Regions from separate parts of the Homo sapiens genome. Here regions 2 and 3 are each linked to region 1. A link is an interaction called in ENCODE POLR2A ChIA-PET data of the cell type or tissue named here. Cell type or tissue: Panc1. All regions are shown on one strand. Each heading gives the region's core, and the rest is flanking DNA. Links, peaks and the distances in the headings are about the cores only.

Region 1 (2,500 bases), core at 1-2,500:
AGGAGATCAAGACCATCCTGGCTAACACAGTGAAACCCCATCTCTACTAAAAATACAAAAAATTAGCCGGGTGTGGTGGCACGTGCCTGTAGTCCCAGCTGCTCCAAAGGCTGAGGCAGGAGAATAGCTTGAACCCGGGAGATGGAGGTTGCATTGAGCTGAGGTCCTGCCACTGCACTCCAGCCTGGGCAACCGAGTGAGATTCCTTCTGGGGGAAAAAAAAAAGCTATTGCCACAATGCAGCTAGCAAGTATATAGGGTCTTCATCCCTTACCAAAACCTTGCTTCTTTTGAAGAAACCCTTGATTATCCCTTGAATTATTTTGATTGGGGGGTGGGAATACTAGGATCTGTTATTGCTAATTCTGGAGCTTTTGGTCCAGGCTATTGAACTCATGATAGGCAAATGTATTTGACTCTGATTGCCAGGACTGTGCCATATTTGGGAGGAGGTATGTGTATTTATGTATGAATGTACATATGTATGAATGTACATATGTATGCATTTATATATTTTAATTTTTATCACTAAAGATTGAACTGACAGGTCGGGCGCAGTGGCTTACACCTGCAGTCCCAGCACTTTGGGAAGCCAAAGCGGGTGGATCACTTTAAGTCAGGAGTTTGAGACCAACCTGGCCAACATGGTGAAACCCCGCTTCTACTAAAAATACAAAAATTAGCCTGGTATGGTGGCGCATGCCTGTAATCCCAGCTACTCAGGAGGCTGAGGCAGGAGAATTGCTTGAACCTAGGAGGCAGAGGTTGCAGTGAGCTGAGATCGTGCCACTGCACTCCAGCCTGGGCGACAGAGTGAGACTCTGTCTCAAAAAAAAAAAAAAAAAAAAGATGGGCATGGTGGCTCACGCCTGTAATCCCAGTGCTTTGGGAGGCCAAGGCGGGCAGATCATGAGGTCAGGAGATCAAGACTATCCTGGCTAACACGGTCAAACCCCATCTCTATAAAAATACAAAAAAAATTGCTGGGTGTGATGGCACGCGCTTATAGTCCCAACTATTCGGGAGGCTGAGGCAGGAGAATTTCCTGAACCCAGAAGGCAGAGGTTGCAGTAAGCCGAGATCATGCCACTGCGCTCCAGCCTGGGCAACAGAGCAAGGCTCTGTCTCAAAAAAAAGAAAAAAAAAAGATTGAACTGATGTAACTAAAGTACATTTTTGAGCAGCAGAGGGAGCCGAAATACTTTAACTTAATTAGAAAATTCCTGAAATGTAAGACCTTTATGTTTAGACACAGAACTAGCAGAAATCCAAAACAGGAAAAGTCCATCCTTGAAGCACAAACAGTCTTACCTATCAGTATGGTTTTCCTGTTCTTTGAACAGTTGCTTTAGATAATAGGGCTTCCACCAGTGTGCTGAAGAAAAAGAGCTTCAGTTTCATTTTTCCCAGCAAATTCTCTTTTTCAGACTTACTTACCTTTCATTACTGTTATTACTGTCTACTGTTTTCCTTTACTGTTCCCAGCCATTTTACCCTCTCTATTCTTTACTCTTTATTTATTTTTTTTGGAAACTGGGTCTCACTCTGTCGTCCAGGCTGGAGTGCCAATCTTGGCTCACTGCAACCTCTGCCTCCTGGGCTTAAGTGATCCTCCCACCTCAGCCTCCCAGTAGCTGGGACTACAGGCACCACACCACCATGCCCAGCTAATTTTTGTATTTTTAGTAGAGACAAGATTTCACCATGTTGGCGAAGCTGGTCTTGAACTCCTGGCCTCAAGTGATCCACCTGCCTCAGCTTCCCGAAGTGCTTTGATTATAGGTGTGAGCCACTGTGGCCAGCCTACTGACTGATTTTAACTAACACTTGTTATCCCTCTAGATTTATGTCTTTCATTTCCTTGTGAGTTACCTCCTCTGCCTCCTCTGATTATGTGTGTGAGTACAATGCATGCATTTTGGTGTGAATTTTGAGTTCTAGCGTTTTGTTCTTCCCTTAGTATCTGATCCAGACCTAGGCAAAACCATAGACACATGGAGGCTATCCCCCACACTCTTGTGCCTGCACTATCCCTCTGAGCTTTTTGCCCATTTTTTTCAATGTCTACTTTCTTCCTCCCCCCTCTTTTTTTTTCCCCCAGTCTAGAAGTAATATTATAAAAATACCTTACACTGGTGTAGGCTTTACAGTTTTAGAGATTCACAGTCGTTAACAGCTTAGTATAACATACTGCATTATGTTTTCTTCCTGGGATATGTATTTGCGTTCTAAAAGAGAACCCAGGAGCATCTGGCAATGTGGATGATGGTTTTTGGCAAGCGGCCTTGCTTTATTTTCTCATCTATTGATCAAGCAAACTACCACCTGATACAAGGTCAAATGATTTCAATCTCTAGATAGCCAATCTTCTTTGTGCCACAAATTTGTGTAGAGAAGGGTAGGAAACTATAATCCTGATCTATGGAATACTATGAAGGTTACAGGAATTAGAAATCTAATTAAAACAAGTCTTGTTGATTTCTGAAGGATACCTCTTTTT
Region 2 (5,640 bases), core at 1,365-3,864, 52 kb after region 1:
AATTAGAAAGGTAATATATGATATGGGGAAAAGTACAGCAGGATAAGGAGAATTGGGAGTGGAAAAGAGGGTTAGGTAGGAGAGGTGGGAGGGGTTGCAACCCTAAATAAGATGGTTAAAGTAGAGATCTTTGAGAAATGTTGTGTTACTGGGTTGTTAGGCACTTCCCTGAGATTAGTGGATTCTCTTCTGCCCAGCAGAGAGAAAGGCAATGTCTACAGTTGTTCCAGAGTCCAGCTGACACTGAGGAGAAATAGCTACTCCTTATGTTCTTTTCTCCTGTCTGCTCCTCTTGCTGGCATCACTGGAAGTTAACTGGGGTGAAAATTGCAGTCAGTCTTGTCTGGAAGACAGCAGGGGTGGAACTAGAGACCTTCTAACCCAGTTCCCTGAGGGGTGGGATTTACCCTTCTGCTGACTGAGCCTTGGTTGCCTGGAGTGATGGGTGAGGTAGGCCTCTGACTTTTTTCCTTCCTCAAAGGGAGAAGCCCAGTATCATAACCTTCTCTCTTCTTAGTGAGGCCTCAGCAACTTTATTTCAGGTAGCTCTTTAAAAATAAGCTTTCAAAGAGTGTGTGCTATGCGCCTGGCCTAAAGCGTGAATTTTCAGGTTTTTGGTGCTTTGACTTCCTCTCAACACATTAGCTGTGTTTTGGAAGTCTCAGTACCTAATTTCAGCAGCCTAAAGATGAAGTTTTCTTATGTCTAGATGCTCTCTTGTTTGAATTGCACATTGTAAATTTATTTGTTTATTCCCTTGCTTACTCTTCTCTTTCTTTTTTTTTTTTTTTTTTTTTTGAGACGGTGTCTTGCTTTGTTGCCTAGGCTGGAGTGCAGTGGCGTGATCTTGGCTCACTGCAAGCTCTGCCTCCCCGGTTCAGGCCATTCTCCTGCCTCAGCCTTCCAAGTAGCTGGGACTACAGGCGCCTGCCCCCACACCCAGCTAATTTTTTGTATTTTTAGTAGAGATGGGGTTTCACCGTGTTAGCCAGGATGGTCTCGATCTCCTGACCTCGTGATCCGCCGGCCTCAGCCTCCCAAAGTGCTGAGATTACAGGCGTGAGCCACCACGCCTGGCCTGCTTTACTTACCCTTTTCTAACTCTTCTACTTCATTATTTTTCTTGTTACCCTTTCCCTTTTCTCCTTTCATGAAGCTGATAGGAAACAGAAGTCCCTTAGGCCAGACAGCTATTTAGGTAATTGGCTAGAAGCTAAAATGTATACCTAATATGCAAGCAATGGAATGGAATGTCTTATTTCCTTTTTTTTTTTTTTCTTTTTTTTGAAACAGAGTCTCGCTCTGTCACCCAGGCTGGAGTGCAGTGGCGCGATCTCAGCTCACTGCAACATCTAACTCCCAGGTTCAAGCAAGTCTCCCACCTCAGCCTCCCGACTGGCTGGGATTACAGGCATGCGCCACCGCGCCCAGCTAATTGTTATGGTTTTGGTAGAAACGGGGTTTTACCATGTTGGCCAGGCTGGTCTTGGAACTCCTGACATCAGGTGATCCACCCACCTCAGCCTCCCAAAGTGCTGGGATTATAGGCATGAGCCACTGTGCCTGGCTGCATATCTTATTTCTGTCCACATGTTATATTGGATTCAGCTTGTGGACATCAAGCTCTCAGCCTGTTACACTATATGCCATTTGATGTAGCTGAGGATATATTGGGACCCATTTACTCTGTTTTTGGTTATTTATACCACCAGCTTGTGTAGTTTCAGTACACAAGAAGACCTATTTGCCATTTTGTAAAAATGTGGTCTTTTTCATATTTAATTTTAGAATAAAGGTGTGTGTGTGTGTGTGTGTGTGTGTGTGTGTGTGTGTGTGTCTGTTTAAAGAGGTGGGGTCTTGCTGTGTTGCCCAGGTTGGAGGACAGTGGCTATTCACAGGTGTGATCATAAGTGTGCCATGGCCTCAAACTCATAGGCTTGAGCTGTCTTCCTACCTCAGCCTCCCAGGTAGCTGGGACTACAGGCACATGGCACTGCACCTGGCAGAATAAATGAACTTTTTTTTTTTGAGACGGAGTCTCACTCTGTTGCCCAGGCTGTGGTGCATTGTTGCGATCTCGGCTCACTGCAACCTCTGCCTCCTGGGTTCAAGTGAGTCTCCTGCCTCAGCCTTCCAAGTAGCTGGGATTACAGGTGCCTGCCACCAAGCCCGGCTAATTTTTGTATTTTTAGTTTTTAGTAGAGACAGGGTTTCACCATGTTGGCCAGGCTGGACTCAAACTCCTGACCTCAAGTGATCCCCCACTTCCCAGACTCCCAAAGCACTGGGATTACAAGTATGAGCCACCACATGGCCAGAATAAATGAATTTTGTGGTGAACTCAGATCCATACTAAGGAAAAATCTATTACTTTTAAGCAGACAGAGTTCTAATATTGGGTGGTCTTCTGGGCAGATTTTATATTACCTTTCTCTGGGAGGGTTTGCTGTATATCAAACTTGAAGTCATACATTCTCCCTACCTATGCTTAAGTAGTACATAACATATTACTGATATTGTGAATTTTAAAGCCAGCAGCTGTTAATCCAAGTGTATGTTGTTGTTTTCTTTAGTGGTTGAAAGGATATCAGTTTAACTGACCAAACTGTATTGCTTTTATTAGTAAGAGAACTTGAACATAGCTTGTTTGCTGCTGTTTACTTAATAATGTTTCTGTGGTTTGTGTTAGTAGGCCCTTCCAGTTGCAGAGCTAGAAATCTAGGCAATGTGGATTTCAGATGAGTTTCGTAACACTATCTGACACAGTGGGAAGTTCAAGGAAGTATCTGGCAATATTATTTTTCTTATGGAGCCTTTCCATAAGAAAGAAATTCAGTTATAACAAGGTCACATTTGGGTAGGTGACATAATGGTGAAATGACATTTTCTGCCAATAACAAAACCTATATATTGTACCTGTGTGATTTTTTTTTTTTTTTTTTTTTTTTTGAGACAGAGTCTCGCCCTGTTGCCCAGGCTGGAGTGCAGTGGCGCAATCTCGGCTCACTGCAAGCTCTGCCTCCCGGATTCACACCATTCTCCTGCCTCAGCCTGCCAAGTAGCTGAGACTACAGGTGCCCACCACCACGCCTGGCTAATTTTTTGTATTTTTAGTGGAGATGGGGTTTCACTGTGTTAGCCAGGATGGTCTCTATCTCCTGACCTTGTGATCCGCCCATCTCGACCTCCCAAAGTGCTGGGATTACAGGCATGAGCCACCGCGCCTGGCCCGTACCTGTGTGATCTTAAGCATTTGATTTATTTAAAAGTTACCAGGGCTGGGTGTGGTGGTTCACGCCTGTAATCCCAGCGCTTTGGGAAGCCGAGGTGGGCGGATCACTTGAGGTCAGGAGTTCGAGACTAGCCTAGCCAATGTGGTGAAACCCCGTCTCTACTAAAAATACAAACATTAGCTGGGCATGGTGGTGCACACCTGTAATCCCAGCTACTCAGGAGGCTGAGGCAGGAGAATGGCTTGAACCCGGGAGGCAGAGGTTGTAGTGAGCCAAGATTGCACCACTGTACTCCAGCCTGGGCGACAGACTGAGACTCTGTCTCAAATTTAAAAAAAATTAAAAATGAAAGTGTTATTGGCCAGGAGCAGTGGCTCACGCCTTTAATCCTAACACTTTGGGAGGCTTGAGGTGGGCAGATCACCCTGAAGTCAGAAGCTCGAAACCAGCCTGGCGAACGTGGCAAAACCCCGTCTCTACTAAAAATACAAAAAATTAGCCTGGCATGGTGGCAGGTGCCTGTAATCCCAGCTCCTCAGGGGGTCTGAGGCAGGAGAATCGCTTGAACCTGGGAGGCAGAGGTTGCAGTGAGCCGATATCGTGCCACTGCACTCCAGCCTGGGCAACAGAGCAAGACTCCATCTCCAAAAAAAAGGTGTGCTGGGCGCAGTGGCTCACGCCTGTAATCCCAGCACTTTGGGAGGCTGAGGCAGGTGGATCACCTGAGGTCAGGAGTTCGAGACCAGCCTGACCAACATGGTGAAACCCCGTCTACTAAAATACAAAAATTAGCTGGGCGTAGTGGCGGGTGCCTGTAATCTCAGCTACTTGGGAGGCTAAGGCGGGAGAATAGGTTGAACCCAGGAGGCGGAAGTTGCAGTGAGCCGAGATTCCACCACTGCACTCCAGCCTGCACAACAAGAGTGAGACTCCATCTCAAAAAAAAAAACAAAAAAAGTGTTACCAATAATTTAATTCTCATCTCATATGCTTGATGGAAGGAGACTAACTGTTCAGGTGTAGTACTGCTCTGGGCTATATACCTCATAGGAATGATAGAGGCAGCAAGTGATTATTATAAGGAATAACAAGCAATAGTAATGTTAATTTTTTCCCTATAACCAGGGAAGTAGCATGGAAGTTTGAAAGGTTTAAATCCTTGCTTAAATAAAAATGTCAGTCCTAATCAGAATAATGGGACTGAACTTGAAATGTTAAAGGAATTGGAGAAGCTGCAAAATTAGGTCAGATAGTAATAGAAGGTTTATTTATACATAGATTGATTAAATTCTTCATTGAGAGCAAATGTGGTTTTGACTAAGATAAGCTACTCCCGACAATTGGCAGTTTTAGAACATACAAAGCAAATAAATAACCTGAATTTTACCCGGAGGAACAAATAAGAATTGATTCAGGTTTCTGTAGGTCAGGCATTATTTCATAATAATTATACCGTGATTAAGTTCAGCATTCTTCAGAAAGGAGAACAAAATCTGTCATGCGAGGATTCATTTTTAGGAAATTGAGCTGTGATCATGTATATATTAGGGTGAGTGGAGAGGAAGATTTTAAAGAGAAACCTACTGGAAATTTAAAGACTTAAAAATCATCATATTTGAAATACATGTTAAAAGAATGCAAGAGATCAAAAGGACCATACAAAACAGTTGGTTATTTGGCATAGGCTTAGAGGCTGTGGAGAGAAGAAAGGCATCTTTCTTTTTTCTTTTTTTTTTTTTTTTTTGAGACGGAGTTTCACTCTTGTTGCCCAGGCTGGAGTGCAATGGCGCGATCTCGGCTCACCGCAACCTCTGCCTCCCAGGTTCAAGCGATTCTTCTGCCTCAGCCTCCCTAGTAGCTAGGATTACAGGCATGTGACACCACGCCTAGCTAATTCTGTATTTTTAGTAGAGGCGGGGTTTCTTCATGTTGGTCAGGCTGGTCTCGAACTCCCGACCTCAGGTGATCCGCCTGCCTCGGCCTCCCAAAGTGCTGGGATTACAGGCATGAGCCACCGTGAAGAAAGGCATCTTTCTAAGAAGAAGGCATTTCTAAAATATTGGAAACGTTTTCAGTCAAGGCCAGAGAAGCCCACAGACTGATTAGGAACAACCTAGAAATTAGGTGAATAAAAGATGAATTCAATAAGCCTCTTTGTAGAAATGATTAGGTAAGAGATTTTGTGTTTTTTGTTTATTTGTTTGTTTTTGAGATGAAGTCTTGCTCTGTCGCCTAGGCTGGAGTACAGTGGCACGATCTCGGCTCACTTCAACCTCCACCTCCTGGGTTCAAGTGATTCTCCTGCCTCAGCCTCCTGAGTAGCTGGGATTATAGTCACACGCCACCACACCTGGCTAATTTTTATATTTTTAGCAGAGATGGGGTTTCACCATGTTGATCAGGCTGG
Region 3 (5,640 bases), core at 1,425-3,924, 220 kb before region 1:
GGCAAGAGCTCTAGACCAGACTACAGATGAGACCCAAAGTGGGCTACCTGGTACATCCTGTCTGTGCGACAGGTCTTTTTTTTTTTAAACTGCTCCTTGGCGAGTAGGGCTACTCCACAGGCACTGTGCCCAGAGTAGCCTCCAACAGGTCTTTTGGTCCTATGGTAGATGCCTCTGATCCTAACTTATAGCTAGTTCCCCCCAACAGCCAACAGACTCTGACAGGCCCACACACTTTTTTTTTTTTTTTTTTAAGACAGGGTCTCACTCTATCACTCAGGCTGGAGTGCAAATGCGGAAGCAATCTTGGCTCTCTGCTGCCTTGACTTCCCGGGCTCAGGTGATTCTCCCACCTCAGCCTCCAAAGTAGCTGGGACTATAGGCACGTGCCACCATGCCCAACTAATTTTTTGTATTTTATGTAGAGACAGGGTTTCACCATCTTGCCCAGGCTGGTCTTGAACTCCTGGCTCAAGTGATCTACCTGCCTTGGCCTCCCAAAGTGCTTGGATTACAGGCATGAGCCACTGCACTTGGCCAGGCTGACTCTTTAGACTGGATGCTTCATATAGGGCACCTGGCCACATCTCAGTGCAACTATACATGCCCTGAGGGTTGCTTGAAAGTCATACCACACCTGTAAGAAATGGCAAGCATTTGATCTTTATTTTCAGTACATACACTAAAGCGGAGAAGCTGAAGAATTTGGGTTTTAATATTAGCCAAGAAGAAGGGTAGTGTCTGAAAGAATGGAGGATCAACACATACCTGATTTCGAAGAGGCTGCTGTTGTGATGGCCGATCCCTATGTGTGTGGCTTTCTCGAGTTATTGCAGATGCACCAGAATCTACGTGAACTGACCCTACTGGAGTAGGCTAGAAAAATGAAACAAAAAGTCAAATGGGGGAAACAGGTCCAACTTGATGCATATGCAAAGGACAGAATGATTCTAATTCTAATAGAGTAGTAGTAATTATTTTCAGCTACCAAGAGCACTTTCAAGTTGTCTTGTCTTCTCAGTTTGCTCATCTGCAAAAGGGAGGCAGCCTGGTCCTTAATAGTTCATTGGAGAGTAGCTTACCTTCGAAAACAAAAAACCAGGGCCGGGCGCGGTGGCTCGTGCCTGTAATCTCAGCACTTTGGGAGGCCGAGGTGAGTGGATCACCTGAGGTCAGGAGTTCGAGACCAGACTGAGCAACATGGAGAAATCCCATCTCTACTAAAAATACAAAATTAGTCAGGTGTGGCAGCGCGTGCCTGTGATCCCAGCTACTCGGGATGCTGAGGCAGGAGAATCGCTTGAACCTGGGAGGCGGAGGTTGCGGTGAGCTGAGTTCACACCATTGCACTCCAGCCTGGGCAACAAGAGTGAAACTCCGTAAAAAAAAAAAAAAAAAAAAAAAAAATTTCCTCCACTGATATCTGTTTGGCCCTGTGAACCCCTGACCAGAACAACAAATTCAAAAGCTTCCTATGATGCTGGGTTCCACTGCTACAAAGGTCAAGTACATTAACAGCGTATGTGGCATCAACTTCTGAATCATGGGGCCAGGTGTGGTGGCTCACGCCTGTAATCCCAGCACTTTCGGAGGCCAAGGAGGGCAGATCACCTCAGGTCAGGAGTTTGAGATCAGCCTGGCCAACATGGCAAAACCCCGTCTCTGCTAAAAATATAAAAATTAGCCGGGCGTGGTGGTGTGTGCCTACAATCCTAGCTACTTGGGAGGCTGAGGCAGGAGAATCGCTTGAACTCAGGAGGCGGAGGTTGCAGTGAGCCGAGATTGGCGCCATTGCACTCCAGCCTGGGAAAACAAACAAACAAACAAACAAACTTCTGAATCATTCAAATGAAACTTCTCCTAAAAACTGGGCTTAAATTCTGTTATCTTAGGACACACAAGTTATTATCTTCCTATATTACTAGGAAAAAATACTTCCTACTTCTGAACTAGTAAGAGCAACCTATGGCAACACCCAGACAAGGCTAGTAAATATACAGTCTACGATCAAAGGAATATTTTTACCAAAGATTCAAGCAGAAAGACTGGCAAGTAAAGGCATGAGGCAGTGCTGGTTGGAGAAAGGAGGTAATGAGGTTAAAAAAAAAAAAAAAAAAGGATACTTACAATAGGTCTCCCAACCCAATCATAGGCATAGTCAAAGGTGTAGCCTTTCTTTTCAAAGAGGTCTGTGAAGAGGGTCCGTAAATACTCATAATCAGGTTTTTCAAAGAAGTCCAGTCGCCTGACATATCGAAGGTAGGTTGCCATCTCCTCTGTTAGGAAAGAGATGAAAGGCCCTGCTCATTAGCTGAATGCTTTCCATAGCAGTTGTGGGGAAGCATTGGGCCACAAAGGGGTTATTTATACAGACAATTTGACACTGATGTTTTCTTTACTGACAAAATAAAAGTGATAAAACCTACTTTGGTCTGTATCACAAAAGGAAATGTTAATTACCTAAACAGCACCCCTATCTAGAGATACCCAGTCATGGACTCTACCTAGTTTCAAAGCTCAGTCACACTGGAATGTCTTTTTAGCATCCCACCTGGAAAGTTCTCACAGAGAGCTTCAATGGGAGTATTCCTTTTGGTGTCACCAATTTTTTGATATCTCTCTTTTAATGTGTCAGCCTGTAGAGAGTAAAGAGAGAAAGTTACTTTAAAAGAGGGCCTAAACATGGGAGATTCAATATGTTTTTGGACACAATGGTTGTTTCACTCAAATTCGCAGTATTTGTTGGTCTTGATTTTTTTTCTAACACTAACAAATAAGAAATGTAGTAGAAATTATATATTTAGATATATACAAACATCTGCTGTGTTCTGGAAAATTTTACTTGTGAAAATATTTAGTTGTCTCAGATAAACACCATCAAATATAATGGATGAGTGGCTAGGATAAGAAAATAACAATATTATGTGGCCAATATTTTCAAAATTGCAGAAGCTTAGTAATATCCCATGGCCACCATAATTCAATATGATTCAGCATTCTCTCTTAGATCAGCTCTAAAAGTACTGCTAATCCAGGTGGGGGAAACAGATAAGTAATTCTACTACACATATATTGAGACTTTGAACAGAAAAAAAACAATAACTGAAAAATGTCTTTCAACAATGTGCTTCCAGAGGGAAAAAAGTTGTCTATGGTACAGCCATGGCTAACAGGTTTGGTGTATGTCAGTAACTCAAAAGCAGCCCAAGTCTGGTATGCTCAGAGCTATAGCCAGAGGGCTTCTGAACCCTGGATCAACAGTGGGCTCCTAGGGAATTCTTGTCAGGCTTTACCTAGCTTGCTGCACTCAGACTTAAGCAATAGTGTTCTGAAGTAAATAGGAGAAATTTTAGATCTACAACTACCACTAAAATGATTTATGGACAACGAGAGAGTTTCAAGCAATTAATAATACACTAATGCATTGTGTGGCTGTATGATGACCAAGTTTGACATGAAACTCTATTTGAAAGCTATAAAAATCAATGAGAAGATGTATATGACAGGAGAGGAATTTAAGAGTGAAGAAATAAAATCTCAAAGGGAATGGGTGGAAGTCTTACGTTTTAGGACAATAGTCTAGAAAGCCTACAGCAAAATGAACCATCCTGCCTTTCTGGAAGAGGGGGTGTAGGAGTACCCCAAACTACTGATTAAGTTTCTTTCCATATTAATATGTTGAAATAAATTACAACCAAAAAATATGTCTTGGGCCAGGCGCGATGGCTCATGCCTGTAATCCTAGCACTCTGGGAGACCTAGATGGGTGATCACTTGAGGTCAGGAGCTCGAGACCAGCCTGACCAACATGGTGAAACCCCGTCTCTACTAAAAATACAAAAAATTGGCTGGGTGCAGTGGCTCACGCCTGTAATCCCAGCACTTTGGGAGGCCGAGGCAGGCGGATCACAAGGTCAGGAGTTTGAGACCAGTCTGGCCAATATGGTGAAACCCCGTCTCTACTAAAAATACAAAAATTAGCCGGGTGTGGTGGCGTGTGCCTGTAGTCCCAGCTACTCAGGAGGCTGAGGCAGGAGAATTGCTTGAACCCAGGAGGCGGAGGTTGCAGTGAGCCGAGATTGCACCACTGCACTCCAGCCTGGGCAACAAAGCGAGAGTCCGTCTCAAAACAAAAACCAAAAAATTAGCTGGGCGTGGTGGCATGCACCTGTAATCCCAGCTATTCAAGAGGCTGAGGTAGGAGAACCGCTGGAACCTGGGAGGTGGAGGTTGCAGCGAGCCCAGCCTGGGAAACAGAGTGAAACTCTGTCTCAAAAAAAAAAAAAAAAAAAAAAAAAAAAAAAGTCTCACAAGATACTAATGGGACTTACAATGGGTTAGAAGCTCACCATTTCCTAGCCAAACAGCCAAAGGCACAGAGTAATGATAATGCTCATAATTATAATAGTAAACTGACATGTAACCACTGTACTGACACCTACCTAAGGAAGGCTATTTAAACTCTACACATTTTGCAATGAATAGATATTGTCTGAATAGGCATTTATTCAATAATACACTTGAAAAGCAATCTTAAACCTGGATTTTCATTTTAGTTCAGGTGAGTTCTTAGCCTACATAGGATAAACAAATATTTTCCAAGTTTTCCTGAGGAGTACACCCTGCTGGCCTTTCTGGTAAAATGTGTAGCAGCTGTTGTCAACAATTTGTTCCAGAAATTCCCTTACATACTGGGAACACTCCTCCTGCTACATAATGGTAGTGGAGGAGGAATACCAACACAGAGAGAAAAGCAGCACTGTCAAGCCTGGGAGGAAATGAGGGAAAAGATCATGGAAAATCCAAGAACAAGGAAAAATTAAGAAACGGAAGACAAATGTGAACAAAACAGTTTCCAAAGCCCAGGAGAGCATTTATAATGTAGACTAATGTAATTAGTCCCTGCTTCTTATCTCCAGAGCCAATTAGCCAATAATCCTTTTTGTGTGTTGTTTTAAAAAAATATTTATTTGTTTATGTTTAAATAGAGATGGGGTCTCACTATGTTGCTGATCTCAAACTCCTGGACTCAAGCAATCCTCCCACCTCAGCCTCCCAAAGTGCTGGGATTACAGGCATGAGCCACCGCATCTGGCCAGCCCCCTACACATTTCTTAAAAACATGAAGCCAGAGGCTCCTTCATTAACAACTGAGCATTGAAACAAAGCCCTCCACTGAACACTTTCAAGGATACCTTGAGTCCTTGCCAGGGGAGGCTGCCTCGAAGGAAATACATGAACATATGGCCTAGGGCTTCCAAATCATCTCTCCGGCTTTGCTCTAAAAGGGAAGACAGATCACACATTATGTTTGCAGTTATTAAAGCAGAAAGAGGTTCAAAACCAAGTAATCCCTTCAGAAACCCTTCGGCTCTGGAAAGGCTCTGCTTACTAATTACTTGTATATTTAAACCAAGGATAGTATTTTAGATCAAAACCCTAAACCGATGTGTACTTCCTTTGCCTAGATCTGTTGATGGTAAGTAAATATCAAGAGAAAAGAGCAAATTCTGAATTAAAACCAAGCCCAAATCACTAAACAGTGAATTTCCACCCCTCACTCAATGCTGTCACCTTCCTGAAAGTGATAAAATTTTAATGAAATGCTATTTCCAGTATATGGGCTACAATTACCTTTTA

What was found. Peaks named below come from ENCODE experiments on the same cell type or tissue, not always from the same donor. Only the 100,000 strongest peaks of a DNase experiment are listed, where the experiment ranks them.
Region 2: POLR2A ChIA-PET joins it to region 1 with 10 read pairs; 16 of 35 experiments call an interaction of 5 or more read pairs at or near these places.
Region 3: POLR2A ChIA-PET joins it to region 1 with 17 read pairs; 2 of 35 experiments call an interaction of 5 or more read pairs at or near these places.

The regions. Positions count from the first base shown.
Region 1 is chr15:64,425,872-64,428,371 of GRCh38, forward strand. The region is part of intron 11 of TRIP4 (thyroid hormone receptor interactor 4); the gene reads left to right. Among named protein-coding and RNA genes, the nearest start is that of ZNF609, 33 kb to the right of the region's middle. In Panc1, for the core only: no CTCF peak of the experiment used is centred there; a DNase peak (open chromatin) is centred at 1,232.
Region 2 is chr15:64,476,361-64,482,000 of GRCh38, forward strand. The region is part of intron 1 of ZNF609 (zinc finger protein 609); the gene reads left to right. Among named protein-coding and RNA genes, the nearest start is that of ZNF609, 19 kb to the left of the region's middle. In Panc1, for the core only: no CTCF peak of the experiment used is centred there; no DNase peak of the experiment used is centred there.
Region 3 is chr15:64,202,314-64,207,953 of GRCh38, forward strand. CSNK1G1 (casein kinase 1 gamma 1) reads right to left here. Exons shown (of 12, transcript NM_022048.5): 7 at 5,196-5,281; 8 at 2,552-2,636; 9 at 2,128-2,276; 10 at 769-876. Among named protein-coding and RNA genes, the nearest start is that of PPIB, 42 kb to the left of the region's middle. In Panc1, for the core only: no CTCF peak of the experiment used is centred there; no DNase peak of the experiment used is centred there.